2 separate regions of the Homo sapiens genome follow, and region 1 is linked to region 2. A link is an interaction called in ENCODE POLR2A ChIA-PET data of the cell type or tissue named here. Cell type or tissue: B cell. All regions are shown on one strand. Each heading gives the region's core, and the rest is flanking DNA. Links, peaks and the distances in the headings are about the cores only.

The links. Peaks named below come from ENCODE experiments on the same cell type or tissue, not always from the same donor. Only the 100,000 strongest peaks of a DNase experiment are listed, where the experiment ranks them.
Region 1: POLR2A ChIA-PET joins it to region 2 with 6 read pairs; 7 of 35 experiments call an interaction of 5 or more read pairs at or near these places.

The regions. Positions count from the first base shown.
Region 1 is chr10:61,879,378-61,886,907 of GRCh38, reverse strand. No RefSeq gene overlaps it. Among named protein-coding and RNA genes, the nearest start is that of LINC02625, 15 kb to the right of the region's middle. In B cell, for the core only: no CTCF peak of the experiment used is centred there; no DNase peak of the experiment used is centred there.
Region 2 is chr10:61,995,931-62,002,752 of GRCh38, reverse strand. It overlaps ARID5B (AT-rich interaction domain 5B), which reads right to left. Exons shown (of 10, transcript NM_032199.3): 4 at 2,432-2,662. It overlaps LOC124902435 (a long non-coding RNA gene), which reads left to right and starts at 2,303. Exons shown (of 3, transcript XR_007062155.1): 1 at 2,303-2,406; 2 at 2,786-2,913; 3 at 4,602-4,686. In B cell, for the core only: no CTCF peak of the experiment used is centred there; DNase peaks (open chromatin) are centred at 772, 1,792, 2,312 and 3,522; H3K4me3 peaks cover 3,058 bases; H3K27ac peaks cover 4,942 bases.

The sequences.
Region 1 (7,530 bases), core at 1-5,000, 120 kb after region 2:
ATGAAAGAATAAAGTTGGCCTTTGGGCATTAAAGCACCATCTCCTATGGATAGGAACGTTAGCTAGTTAGCCCAACACAGAAGATCAGTTTAGATCTTCTGGTTAAAAATAAAACCATTCATTGAGATCGAGCCCTGAGGGAACTCGGGATGGGTAAACAGCTATATTGTGTGACTTTTTACCTTGCAGTTAACTTCTCTGCCAGATAGAAAGTGCTTTACTAGTAGATTTCTTTTTCCTTTGTATCTCACACAAAGCCTATCCCACCCGAGGAGGAGCCTGAGAGAAAGTCACTTCAATTCAATTTTGGTAATTTAGAGATTTTGCTTGGCACGCAGTCTCCTTCCAATACTTGTCTCTATAAACATTGATCTTCTCTACCTCTCTGAGGGTCTCTACCCTTGGTATGTCGCTGTTCCTCATCATTTAGTAGCTGGGAAATATAAAGGCAGAAGTCCTAAATCTGTGGCAACTTTAGAACTTCTAAATAGTAGAGCCCTGGAGGTAGTAGCACAGTTGGAGGGAGGTGGCTGGACACTCTAAGTTGTGTCTACATAGTACTTAACACAAGAGTGAGAAGGTGTCAGGTGTGTGAATCAAAGAATGGGCTACTGATAAGTGACTTAGCCCTGAGGAAGGGTAATGAATAGTGACCAGGCTCCAAAGAAAATGTGCCCAGTGCCCTAATCCTTGGGTCTCTGCTTAACCTCAGCATGCCTTCAGACACAGAGGAATTGCTTTCAGTGATTGAGTTATCATCAATATTCTATCTCAGATGGAGGGAACCAGGATCTTGAAAAGACAGAAAACTTTTATGACTATTATTCTTTTGTTCATGACATTTATGTTTCTGAAATGCCTCTACTTATTCTCTCTCTCATGATCCATTGCAACCCAACTCAAGTGCCCCCACCTCCTTCTATAAAGAATTCTCTGTTGCTACCAGACATATTGAGAATGATCTCAATATACCTGGAACTGCATAGAAAGCTTGGACTGCTTTCCTTGGCTGTGTCTTTTTAAATAAGTCGTATAGCTATATTCTTCTGGCCTTGAGGGACAGGAACCCTATTACATAACAAAAATGACAAAACAATGCCAACAACTAGCATGGCACAAGCCTATTTATTTCAATAGAGAGAAGCCTAGTGGTTTAAGGTATACATCATCTAGCAAACTAAGCTTTCAGTACTGAAGCTTTGAGGCTTCAAGTGGTTTGAAAAGTCCAGTGTACCTAGAAACTATTCTGTGCTTGGGATTAATTGGCTTCTAGCTCAAGACCAAAAGGTAGGAGACACTGGTTGTAGGACTGGTTCGCTCATCATCAAGACATATTCTCAGTTACTTCTTGCAGTCTTGGTTCTCTCATCTGTCAGTTGACACAGAGCCAATCATACCTAAAAGAATTATTGTGAAAACAAAATAAAATAATGGATATGAAAAGCCTTTAAAAGTTGAAAGCACTAGGCAAACCCAAGGCATTATTTGGCATTATTGTAAATATGACAAACCAAATCTTACGCGGCAGAGGAGATTGCAATTATAAGGATGGGTGGTCAATACTTAAGATTCATGTATGATCAATGAAACCAACTATCTGTGGAAATGACATCCACCAAGGAAAAGCCTGAGTAGTTGAGGAGGTCACAGGGAGATGAGGACAGCTCATATTCAATCAAGGGAGAATATTCATATTGCTGAAAAATAGAACTCTGGGAGTTTTTTTCATAAAGTGTTGGCTAAAGTTTGATCTGTGAAACAGGTTTTTCAGGGACAAAAATGGGTAAAATAGATTTGAGTTAGACAAAGTCAAATAGAATTTTCACTCACTGTCTTTAGAATGCCAAGTTGACTCTTCAAAAGGGAGAGAGGCAGGGATCTTTAATCTTTTCAAGGGCAGTCACCTGGCAAAAGCTGAAGCTCAACCCATTGTATTAGATCTAACTGCAGGGAGTATGTGTTTATGATCTGCTTGGAGTTTCTGAGATGAGAACCAAAAGACGAAGACTTGAATGATGTTTCTCCAGCACTATGAAAATGAAAGAGTCAGGTACAGTGGCATGCACCTGCATTCCCTACTACTTGAGAGACTGAGGTGGGAGGATTTTGAGCCCAGGAGTTTGACACCAGCACGGGCAACATAGTGAGATGCAGTCTCAGAAGAAGAAGAAGAAAAGAAAAGAAAAGAAAAGAAAAAAGGAACTTCGGTTTTGGCAGTCATGGGAATTTTGGTCCTAGGAAAGCTGGAGAAAGCTGGACTCTATTATGACAGAGGGGATTGATTAGGCACACTTTGGTATGGGAGAATTCTCCTTCCAGACAACTGTTGCCCTTGTCCCAATCCTTGGCTCTCCCACCAACCTTCTGTTACCTGCTCAGCTTCCAGGCACTGTCATCATGGAGAGCAGTCTAAATGATGGACAGCACCATTCAAGAAAAAAAAATTAAAAATTATTAAATTCATGTTCATTTCTCTTAATTACTAATCATAAAATTAGAACATTTACTCAAAATTTCAAACGGAAGAAATATAGAGTAAGAAGTGGATACTCTTTCCCCATCTATCACCATGCCATGACACATAGTATAAAATTGCTACATTAAAAAACAAAATGGGCCAGGCATGGTGGCTCACACCTGTAATCCCAGTCAGTGCTCAGGAAGACTGAGGGGGCAGGATCACTTGAATGCAGGAGTTCAAGACAAGATAGAGAGATTCTGTCTCTACAAAAAAATTAAAAAATAGCCAGGCATGGTGGCGTGCACCTGTAGTCCCAGCTACTTGGGAGGCTGGGGCGGGAGAATCACTTCAGCCCAAGGAGGATACAGTGAGCTATGATCGCCGCTGCACTCCAGCCTGGACAACAGAGCAGGACCCCGTCTCTAAAACACCAACCAACTAACCAAACAAACCAAAAAACCCATGAAATGACTAGAAGCCAATTCACAATATTTCATAACTATTTATTTAACCAGTTCTCTATGGCTGGGCATTTAGGTAGTTTCCAAATTATCATCGTGACAATAGGTGTTGCAATAAACTTGGACATTTATTTTTGTGCATTTTCTATGAGAATAGATACACAGAAGTGAAACTGCCATCACAATGCATAACTAAATGGACAATTTGGCTATGTACTGCTAAATTGGCCCCCTCAAAATGGCACCAATTTCCACTTCCACCGGGAGTATATGAGGGTTGCCCATGAATTTGGTCAGTTGGGTGAGTTGCTTGGGACAGACCATGTCTGAAGCAATGACAGAACTGATGATCTGGACTGCAAAGTCTCGGGAACTTGATGACACAAGAGCTACTCCTGTGTCGGGCCTTGTATAGGTCGTTGGCATGCCACCCCAAACAACACTGACCTCACACATCTCTCGTTAACTGTAAATCAGACCACATTATGGCTCCTGAAGTGTACTAGACTGTACATCAATTTCCTGTGAGCGCCCTAATCAATTGCTTCTGTGAGGGGTTTTAAGGGACCCTGAAACATCACCCTTCTTTTTGGCCCAAGGCTTGAATCAATTAGAGCTAGGCAAAAGAGTAAGACAGAAAGAGTCAAAACATCACCTTTGTTGTTGTTAAAGTTGCTACTGAGGAATGTGGTTATATCTGCTGTGCCAGTGAGCGTCCCCATTCTTAACTGTGATATTGCAGGGACCACACCCAGCCTCCAGCAGCATTGGACCACTGCTGATCTTCCTACAGGTTGAGGAGTAAGTTCACTGATAAATTTATTAGCTGGTAGAGAAATATCAGGAGCACATGCTCTGTGTGAGTGTGCATACTGCCAGAGGAAGGGGCTTGGCAACCCATGACTAGTGTTTCTTTTAAAGCTTACCAATCAGATTATGTCTCTTTTTCTTCTCTGGAGGAAAGTAGGAGTGTTACATTAGTGGTGCTCTTTTTACAAGAAGGAAGTATCAGGAATAGGGGAGATTCTTGCTCTTTCTGCCCCAACCTTCCCCCTGCCACACTATCCCAACCGCGGTGTCCACCTAGAATGTTTAGTGGGAAAGAGTTTCATAGTTGATTAGCAATGTCTGCCATGAGAGTGGGCGGGGGGAGTTATGGCACATTTGTCATACATTTTCAATCCTGCAATAATTATGCAATGAGTAATATGTGGTTAGTATAAAGGTTCGGTACAATTGTGTCTTCTAAATTATAAAAGAGTTTCACTACAGATCAGCCACCCCCACAGACTTTTCGTCTCTATTTTTCTGAGTGTTCTCTCTCCTATAGTAGGGTGGAGAGATACTCTGGTCCCAAATAATTCATAACAGTCTAGGTCTTTATACCATTTGGTGCTATTCCCAATACAGAGCTGATATTTTCATTGTAATGGTTCATAATTAAGAACTCACATATCCAGATCTCCAGCTTTTACTACTGGGGTAACAGAGGCAGAAAAGAAAAAAAAAAGCCAGTATCAGTATTTGCCAAGTGGCCAAGGATAAAATTGGTAGTGGAAAAATTAGATTTTCAAGCTATTAAAAATTTATTACAAACAATGGAGCATTTAAATAAAATGAAGCTGATGTTGTCTTTCTAAACACTTGGCATGTTCTACTTTGTGCTCTTGTTGATATTCTTTCTTACAGAAGGAATTTTTATTTATATTTTATTTTTTTGCATGCAGATACTTTCCATTTGCAGTACTGAGGAGAAAATAAATTTTTTACTTGATTGGGTGGCTTTGGTGCTAAAGAGAGGAGCCAAATATGTCAATGTCCAATTAAGCTGGATTTAAAAATGCATGAGCAGCCTAATAGGAGAGTAATAGATGCTGGGTGGGATCGAGTTAGGAGACAGGAAGGGGTGTATTGAAGAGGAAACCACTGGGAAGACAAAAAGAGAAAAGATCTTTTCTTCTATTAACGTCTTTCCTTGTAGATACTTTATTATTTCTGGCCCTTTCCCATATTCAGCCAATAAGATGGCTGTTCCCTGAGATGGGACTCTAATTAACCCCAGATGAAGTTAGCCTCTCCCAAGATCCCTGACCAAATACCTTCCCCTTCAGACTAATTTTTCCTGAAGTTTAAACATTGGTGCATTTTCTTTCTGATTTTTTCTTTATCAATTTGCCACTTGTGCTGTTTCCTCTCCTCATTTTATATAAATAAATATATATATTTAGAGACAGGGTCTTGCCCTGCCACCCAGGTTGGAGCATAGTGACACGATCATAACTCACTGCAGCCTTAAACTCCAGAGCTCACGGTATCATCCTGCCTCAGCCTCTGCATAGCTGGCATTACAGGCCTGAGCCACCATGCCTGGCTATTTAATTAATTAACTTAACGTATTCATTATTTTGAGACAGAGTCTCACTCTGTCACCGAGGCTGCAGTGCAAAGACATGATCTCGGCCCACTGCAACCTCTGCCTCCCAGGTTCAAGCAATCCTCCCACCTCAGCCTCCCAAGTAGCTGGGATTACAGGCACGCACCACCACGCCCAGCTATTTTTTGTATTTTTAGTAGAGCCAGGATTTCATTACGTTGGCCAGGCTGGTCTTGAACTTCTGACCTCAGGTGATCCACCCACCTTGCCCTCCTGAAGTGCTGGGATTACAGGTGTGAGCCACTGCATCTGGCCTGGCTATTTGTTTTATTGCCTCACTTTTAAAACTGTTTATAAATGAAAGAAAAGTCAGTATCCACCTGCAGTAAATACAAGGAAATCATACAAGTAAGTACAACGGAAGCAAAAATGCTACTTAAAAGTTTTTTAAGAATAAAATTCACCAATGAAAAACAATTAATGATAAATCAGATAAATTTAAAAATTTCCACACCTAAAATAAATTTCTCAATGACAAAAATAGATCTATTTATTTGTAGTCACTAATGGAGGGATATTTAACTAATCAGTGCTTAGTTCCACCTAAAAATCAAGTCATTGTCTGCAGTTTGGGAAACAGACTTTTCAAGGGGGCAGTGAAGTAAAGTAGGAAAAGCTGGGATTTCAAATCAGACCACTCTGAGTTTGACTTCTAGTTCCAGGTGTTACTGGTCCCTCACAGTAAAAGTAGGATGACAATATCTACTTCACAGGACTGCTGTAAGGCTAAAATGTAATTGTATTGAAAAGCATTTAGGACATACTTAGGCAATTTTAGTTTTATTCTTTTCTACCAATATAATATTAGTAGAATATCCCCAGTTTTGGAGTATTTTTGTCTTGGTGGAGAAAGGCATTAACAAAACATGGAATCATAGAATTTGAGAAATAGAAGACATTTCTCAGAAAAAATAAATAACGTTTACAGGCTGTATTTATTTTCCATTCAAAATAAAAATAGTTTTACTGAGTCCCATGGGAAAAATGTACCGTCTTACCACTTGCATGATCTACTTCATTGACTAGAAGAATGTCAATGAAAAAATTCTCATGGTTTGTCATCATTTAGTGTAAATATCTGGGTTATTTGAGAAGCAGCAACAGAGGTAGCATCCTAATCATTTAGCCTTATATTCAAAGCGAGGCCAGTGGGCTGCATGGCATCCGTGGGCCTCAGTAGCTCTTCACTGAGTAGCCCATTTTTTTCAGCACTGATGAACAAATGGAGATGCAGAGCATTGAGTGTCCCTGTGACATTAACAAATAAATAAATCACATTGAGTGGCAACACAGAGATTTACCCAATATATACCCTATCAAATGCTTATTAGTGACCCAATACCAATTGACAGTATTTCATACAGTTTTGGAATAACAGAATGCTTGATATAGAAGGAAATTCAGGGCTTGCTTAGCTCAGGGGTCAGGTAGCTAACATTAAGGAGTGACGTGGGGCTGGAGGCACTGGGGAATCAGAGAGATCAAGCTATCCTAAAAGGGGGCACTTCCTAAACTGTTTCCCTGCAAGCCTTTGAACCCAGTATTGCCAGATATGACTTCTAAAGACAAGCTAGGGGCCGAGTGCGGTAGCTCACTCCTGTTATCCCAGCACTTTGGGAGGCCGAGGCAAGTGGATCACCTGAGGTCAGGAGTTCAAGACCAGCCTGGCCAACATAGTGAAACCCCACCTTTACTAAAAATACAAAAAATCAGCCGGGTGTGGTGGTGCATGCCTGTAATCCCAGCTACTTGGGAGGATGAGGCAGGAGAGTTGCCTGAACCTGGGAGGCAGAGGTTGCAGTGAGCCGAGATCATGCCATTGCACTCCAGCCTGGGCAACAGAGTGAGTCTCCATCTCAAATAAATAAATAAATAAATAAAATAAAGAAAGAAAATAAAGAAAACCTAGGAATTTGGATATTGCCATTTTTATGTGAAAATTTCTTTACATATTGGCAACAAAACACCTCCCACCACCGCCCCTCAATCCCACACCTAGTGCTCCCCACCCCACTCAGAAATCTCCATGCAGGTCAAATAAAACATGTCTGTGGTTTCCATGTACTCTGAGTGTTGAATGTCGGTGCCTCTGGTCTGGTCCAACTGCCTTCTATGTTGGATGGGAAATGGAAGTCCAGAAAGGAGAAATGACTTAACTACGGTCATATCAGAAG
Region 2 (6,822 bases), core at 1-5,000:
ACATTTGTTTAATGCTAGTCACTAATTAAATTTATGTTCTTCCACCAACTGTTAGTTGGTTGGAGAAACTCAATGCCACATTTTAACAAACACTTTAACCCATGTCAATTTCAAATGCAACCAGTTGGAGATTTAAAAGGGTGCTCTTTGGAAATTTAGGTTGTGACCGAAAGTGGGACGGTGGGGAGGGATGTTAGTGAAGTTGCTCAAATCTGCTCAAAATAAGCTTTTTGGTCCACTTACTAACATGAAAGTCTGTAAGAAGTACAAACTATTTGAAGTACAAACAACTAAAAAATGTCTAATACTCTAATTATTAAACTAGCCATCTAGAAGGTCTCTAAAGGTACCTTTATTCCAAAAGAAAGCTTCCACTTTAAGAGGCTGGAGAAGAAAAACAGCATTAAAATTAGCTATACCAGAAGAAAGTTCAGGAAAACATTCAAAAGTCAGATGCTTGTTTTTGTGAGAACATTTAAAACTAATTTAGTAACTCTTAACAACCATTGTGATCGCTGTTAAATTGGAACTTCTTTCTATTACCAATTCTAGATCCAACAGCTTTGAAACTCAATGACTAATAATTCTTAAATTAACCAGAAAGGTTAAAACATTTTTTTCCTCATATTACGTTGTGAAACTCTAATTTTGAACACTCTTAAATGAGGGAACACATGCTTTCAGTTTTATTCTGTGTCAGGAATTTAGAGACCTCTTGAGCGGCAAGTAGGAAGCAACGTTTGGGAGCCGAGAATGTGGAAGAAAAACTCAAACACAGGTATTGAAAAGGGAAGATTTGTAAATGCTGATCTGAAAAGAGAGGGCATTGTAAAAAAATGTATTGCATACATTTATCTACTTGAAGTCAAAGGATATTTGAATACTAAAAATATGACAATAAATAAATTTCTTTGAAGAAGAAAAAATAAATACAAACAGTGTTGCCCTCTTACAGAATGACAGTCATTTGATAAGCCAGAGTTGTGAGAGATATCCAAAAACACAATTTAGAGGGAAAAAATGTCATGGCTCTTAGAATCTAATGGACTTAGATCATTTGGTTCCCCTTCCTCTCTCTGTCTTCCCTTCCTTCTTGATCATCATATGCCATCTCCTCATCCTCACCCCAACTCTGTTCACATAGCTACTTGCAAAATTTCTCTAGTAGCAGCACCAGGGCTGTTGGAATCATGAAGAATCAAATTTAAGAGGCCATAGTGGACTCCTGAAACCATACCAAGGTCTGCAAAGGATAAGCAGAGTAACCTGAATCTGGATAATCTGCCAACTAGTGATTCTCAGGAAAACATCAGCCAACAAAATCAAGGAATGTTTCAGTTCAAAGGGACCCTATGCTCTCTCCAGGCTAAGGGTCTCAACCTCTTCTTCACCCAGGTAGCCATGAGGGATTCAGCAGGGCTCAGCCATCCCAGCAGTCACTCTGTGGTAGTGATTCCAGAGAAGGGGTAGGGTGAGAGTGGTAGGGGTTCACGCCTCTAAGTATAGAAATTCCCAGGAACACAAGCAGTTTGATAAGGCTACCCCAGGGTATTCTGACATCCCTGCCCAGCCTGCTGAAAACCACTGATATGATCCAGTCTCCTCAACAAACAGATGAGAAAGTGATAATGTAAGAGAACGACTATCTTGGCTTGCATCTCGCCATCTACTGCACCGTGTAAGGCTTCCCAAACTGGTGATGTGATATCTTCTTCTCCTCCCCTTCTGTCTACATGTAGAGACACGTGACCAGTTAGCTAGGCAGAGATGCAGATTAAGATATGTATCCATCTTTGGTGGGCACAATGTGCGTGTACGTGTGCATGTGTGTGTATGAGTGTATGAAAAAATTCAGGACATGGATATCTATCACCTATCATCTATCTATCTATCTATCTATCTATCTATCTATCTATCTATCATCTCTCTACGTGTCTATCTACTGTACAGTACTAAAGTGGTTATCTATTTATCCACCATACAGTACTGAAGTTGTTTTCTTTCTATCTATTTATCTATTCACTGTTTACTACTGAAGTGGTTACCATTGGTGCATTTTTACAATACCTTATAACAATGAAAAGAGAGTGACTAGTTAAATAAAAAAGCATTTGAATAGACAAAGCCTTTTGAGAGAAAAGTAACATGAAAGCTTCCTGTCCTAAAGTCCAATTTCAAGGTCGACCAAGCAACTTCAGACTCTACATTGAACAACAAATTATAAATAATCATCTCTTACTCATAGTAAACAGAGGCTACGAAGGAGGCAATGACGCCTTATGCCGCAATAATTTGGGGGATGGGAGGGGTGGGGCAGCACATGGGGCTTGTGAAAGTGAGCCCCGTTCCCCATCACCGCTCTTCAGAAGAACTGAAAACAACTAGGCACACACGCACAAGAATCAGGTAGGAAAAAAAAAAAAAGACTCACCAAACTCATCGCATATACTCTCGTTTTCTATGAGAGTCGGGTGGTCAAAGGTGTCCCGACAGTACAGGATCTGAGGGTTCCTGCTGACCACTGCAATGCCCCCCAGGGCCAATGCAAACTGGTCCGTTAGAATGGAAGATGGCTTATCCTGGATGCGTTTCAGCATCGAGCGGTACCGGCAGTACTGGGGGTAGCTGAGAACTATCACGTTCGTTTCTTCCTCGTCCTCCCCTAGACAAACGAGAAAACACTTCCATTACCCTCTTCCCTCTGACAAAGAACTTTCATGGCCATGGTATAATTTCAATAATCACTTCTGGTTTGGGACTAAAAAGACTCTCATCCTTGTTACAGTCTGGGGGATGCCAGCATCCTCCCAGCCCCACTTCACCCATCCAGCCCCACAGAATACGCTTCAGGCTACCCGCACAGTGGACCTTCTTGCAGAGAAAAGAAAAGAGTAGGCTGGCCCTCTAGACACAGTAAGTAATGTTTGTGTCATCAGCAAGCAGTAGGACCCAAAAACTGTTTTGAAAGAATCTTCATTTTTTGAAGCATTAAAGTCATCCTCATCATAGGGAAAGGTAGAACTTTGCTGGGCTTCTTTACATTTATTTCTAGTTTGGAATTGCTCTTATATTGGATTATACAGATGATCCTCAACTGAACGATGGTTCCACGTACAAAAGCAACATGCATTCAGTAGAAAGCATACTTTGAATTTTGAATTTTCATCTTTTCCTGGGCTGGTGATATGCAGTAGGACACTCTCCTGTAAGGCTTGGCAGGGGCAGTGGGTGGCAGCTCCCAGTCAGCCACGAGACCAAGAGGGTGAACACCGGTACTCTACAGTGTACTGTGTTGCCAGATGATTTTGCCCAACTGTAGGCTATGGCAAATGTTACAAGCCCGTTTAAGGTAGGCTAGGAAAGCTATGTGTTCAGTAGGTTAGGTGTATTCAATGCCTTTTCGACTTGATATTTTCAGCTTACAATTGGTTTGTTGGGCTGTAACCCCATAGAAAGTCAACAAGCATCTGTATAATCTTTTCAGTGCTTGGAGCCTCTGAAAAGGTCATCTGGCCCCAAAGATGTCCATGGGTCTAAAATGCATCGCCATCTGCTCTGGGGTCATGAGTGCTGTTCAGCAACTATTTCCTGTTCTCCTTTTGGGCCTGTGGAAAGCCTGTGTGCCTCACTCTCTTGGAGGCCAGTGGCCTTGTGACTTTCCTTGGCCAATGAAATATGACAGAAGTGGATGGTTGCTTTAAGACCCAGTGTACCACTGACCACAATCTCTCTTTGTCTTTGCTGTGACCATCTATAATGTCCCAGGATAGTGGCAACTCTGCCAGTCTGGGTCTTGGAGTAAAATTAACATGAAGCAGAACCCCTGGTTGATCCAAAAGAGACATATAACATAAGCAGAAAATAAACCTTTGTTGTTCTAAAGCAGTGGTGATTTGGGGGTCATTTGTTATTGCAGCATGATCTAGCCCAACTTGATTGATACACCCACCTTCTCCACCCTCCCCATACCCATACTCCTCTCTTTTAACGTTCCTCAAATCCATCTGGTAACTTGGCACACCTCAGAGAACCATGCTGGGAGGACTCCCTAAGCATTCTTGTGAGAGAGTTCTATCAAAACCACCTTAACTCAGGGGAACATTTCAGCAAATTTAGCGAAGCTTCCTCTTATAATGATCTTAATGCTTATTTACACCTCACTTTATTTTGTGCTCATTTGTAAACACCAGATTCTGCATGGATGAAGCCTTCCTTCATCTTAAGCTTGAGAAATGGCAAACACCGTGCTTTGGTGGCCTCCACCTGTACAACATCAAGCTGAATTTAGGCTCCATGACCCAGTTTGCCATCACTCCGCAACCACCCCATCAGAGCGGTTGTAAGCAATTCCCAGACATGTCACTTGCTTCTCCAAAGGGAAAACACTCAATATTTCAAGCCCTTACCATGCTGCAGGGAATTGCACTAGACAGTTGTTAAGGATACCGACATTATCATGGCCATCTGGTAACCAGTGGGAGACGAATGAGCAAGGACGGAACATAATGATGGAACATAACCAGTACCAATGGAAGGTGTGCATGTGACCTTTTCAGATAGGAGGCCAATACCCAGATGTATTTCTAATTATGTTCACTTAGTTCCTCAGGCTGGCGGCTTTTCCACGGATGGAGATGTTTAGCTGCTTACAAGATGACATCTTTTAACAGTGTACACGTCTTCAACTCCTGCCTGGTCTGTGTATAGCTGCTTTGTCAGCTGGCACACTTAATTAAAAGGAAATATGTTTACCTTGAAGGCAAGTCCCCCAATGCAAACTAGTTTTGAGATGCTGATATATGTCCCAAGGCATGCCCATCTGAGATTTTTACAGCAGACCAAGACGCTAAGTTCAAACTTTGGGTTCAAAACCGTGCTTTTTATACAGCTAAAGCACAAAAAGTTTTAGTGAAAATATTCAAATGCGGTCGTTTCTCCAGAGTTTTTAAGTGCTATTTCAAGAAGCAGCCCCCAATGTGTCAATTGTATTATTACACTCGATTTGTATTATACTCGATTTGTCTAAGACATTGTTAATGAGAGAGAGGCATATAACCATTAAGTGCCAGGACTACCCCTCATAGCACTTAACACCATCTCCCATACATAGTAAATACTGTGCCTGTAAATACCTGTTGATTCTAAAATTCTATCTTGGTTGTGCAATTAGCTTTCTATGATAGGGGTAAAGGTGCATCAATTTCTCCAAGTATTCTTGAAATAAAATGGAGAAAAATGTGTGTGCTCTCAGGTTGAAGGAGTATAAATGAACAGTTGCTTCAGAGTAAGTTTCATGGAAGATGTCACCTGGACTCTTGGGACCACTTCACTTCCTTCATATCCCTTCATTCTCCTTTTTTTTTTCTCTAACCATTTTTCATGATGATGCCATCTCTAACTGCTTCCCAATTCTCTGTTCTGGATGGAGTCGGCTCCCTGGCAATCTTCTGTGCCTAGAAATGACCTCTTTTTTTTTTCTCTCCACCTCATCCTAGTTCAAAACATTTAGATCACGCAGTACCCAAAACACTAGCCAAGTCATGAATCCTTCTCTTTCTGTTGGAAGAAAAACAGCAAGTTCCCCCTACTCTCAACTCCTACAACTGTCCGTGCATCCTGGAGACAGTGTTGCTAATAGTGGTCCTGGGACTGTCTGCATCAGAATCAGATACTGTGCCATCGAGAACCAGTGACTCAGCATCTCTAAGGCTGGGGTCTAGGAATTTACCTTTTCAACAAGCATCCCAAATAGCTCATGCACACTAAACTTTGAAACCAGTAACTCTGAGTTTACTTTTTTGCGAAGACTTAAAGTAAGGTTGTTAGTTTGGATTTTGAAATATATATATATATATATTTTTTTTTTTCAGTTGTCAGACTTTTAAAAAATTCTTATTTCTCTCCTAACCCCCCAGTACATAGAACAAAGAAGCAAAATCTCTTCTCTCTGCCACTTTTGCAGGATTGTTACAGATATCACAGAAGACAGCAAATTTTAAAAGCCCTCTTAACTAAAAATACGAGAAACAGAGAGACTGTTTCCCCATTTAGAAAGCAAGTATTAATGCTATTTCCAGTACTGATAATAAAACACTAAAATTCACAAAGGTTTTTTATATAGTGTTTTCACGTCTCTTTTGTTCCTCACAACAACCTTATTAGTGGCATTACTAGTTGTTAATATTCCCCAATTTGAGACTATAACCACCCAATCCTTTTTTTTCTTTAAGAGATGGGCCTCTCTCTGTTCTTCAGGCTGGACCCAAAACTCCTGGGCCCAAGCAATCCTCCTACCTCTGCCTCCTGAGTAGCTGGGACTTATAACCCAATCTTTGAACTCCCAGTTTGGTGGACTTTTCATTAGGATAAAATGTCTCAAATAATAATAGTAATAATAATAACAGAGATTTAACTGGTTTACACTATTAGGGACGAGGATGGTGGCCTTTGATCAAGTCAAATATAAGACTTCTGTTTGATGTAAGACTGTAGAATTCAGCCAGTTGGAAGCCAGAATTCTACTCTCCTTAGGTTAGCTTGTTACTTATTATTTTGGAACACTGCAATTTCCACTGTAATGATTTAACATTATTGATACATCATTCATGTACATTAACTTTCTACTTTCTATGCATGTGATAGGAAATAGTCCCAACTCTATGTGTTGCCAGCCTAGAACCCCTACCTTTCATCAACCTCCTTCCACACACTAAGAGGCTACAGGCACAGCTGGGGCTTGGTCTATTGTGGCAATGCTTGGTGGGGCAAAACACAAATGATAACTTTGTTGCTTATGAACAGAACCTCCCGTTTGGACCAGAA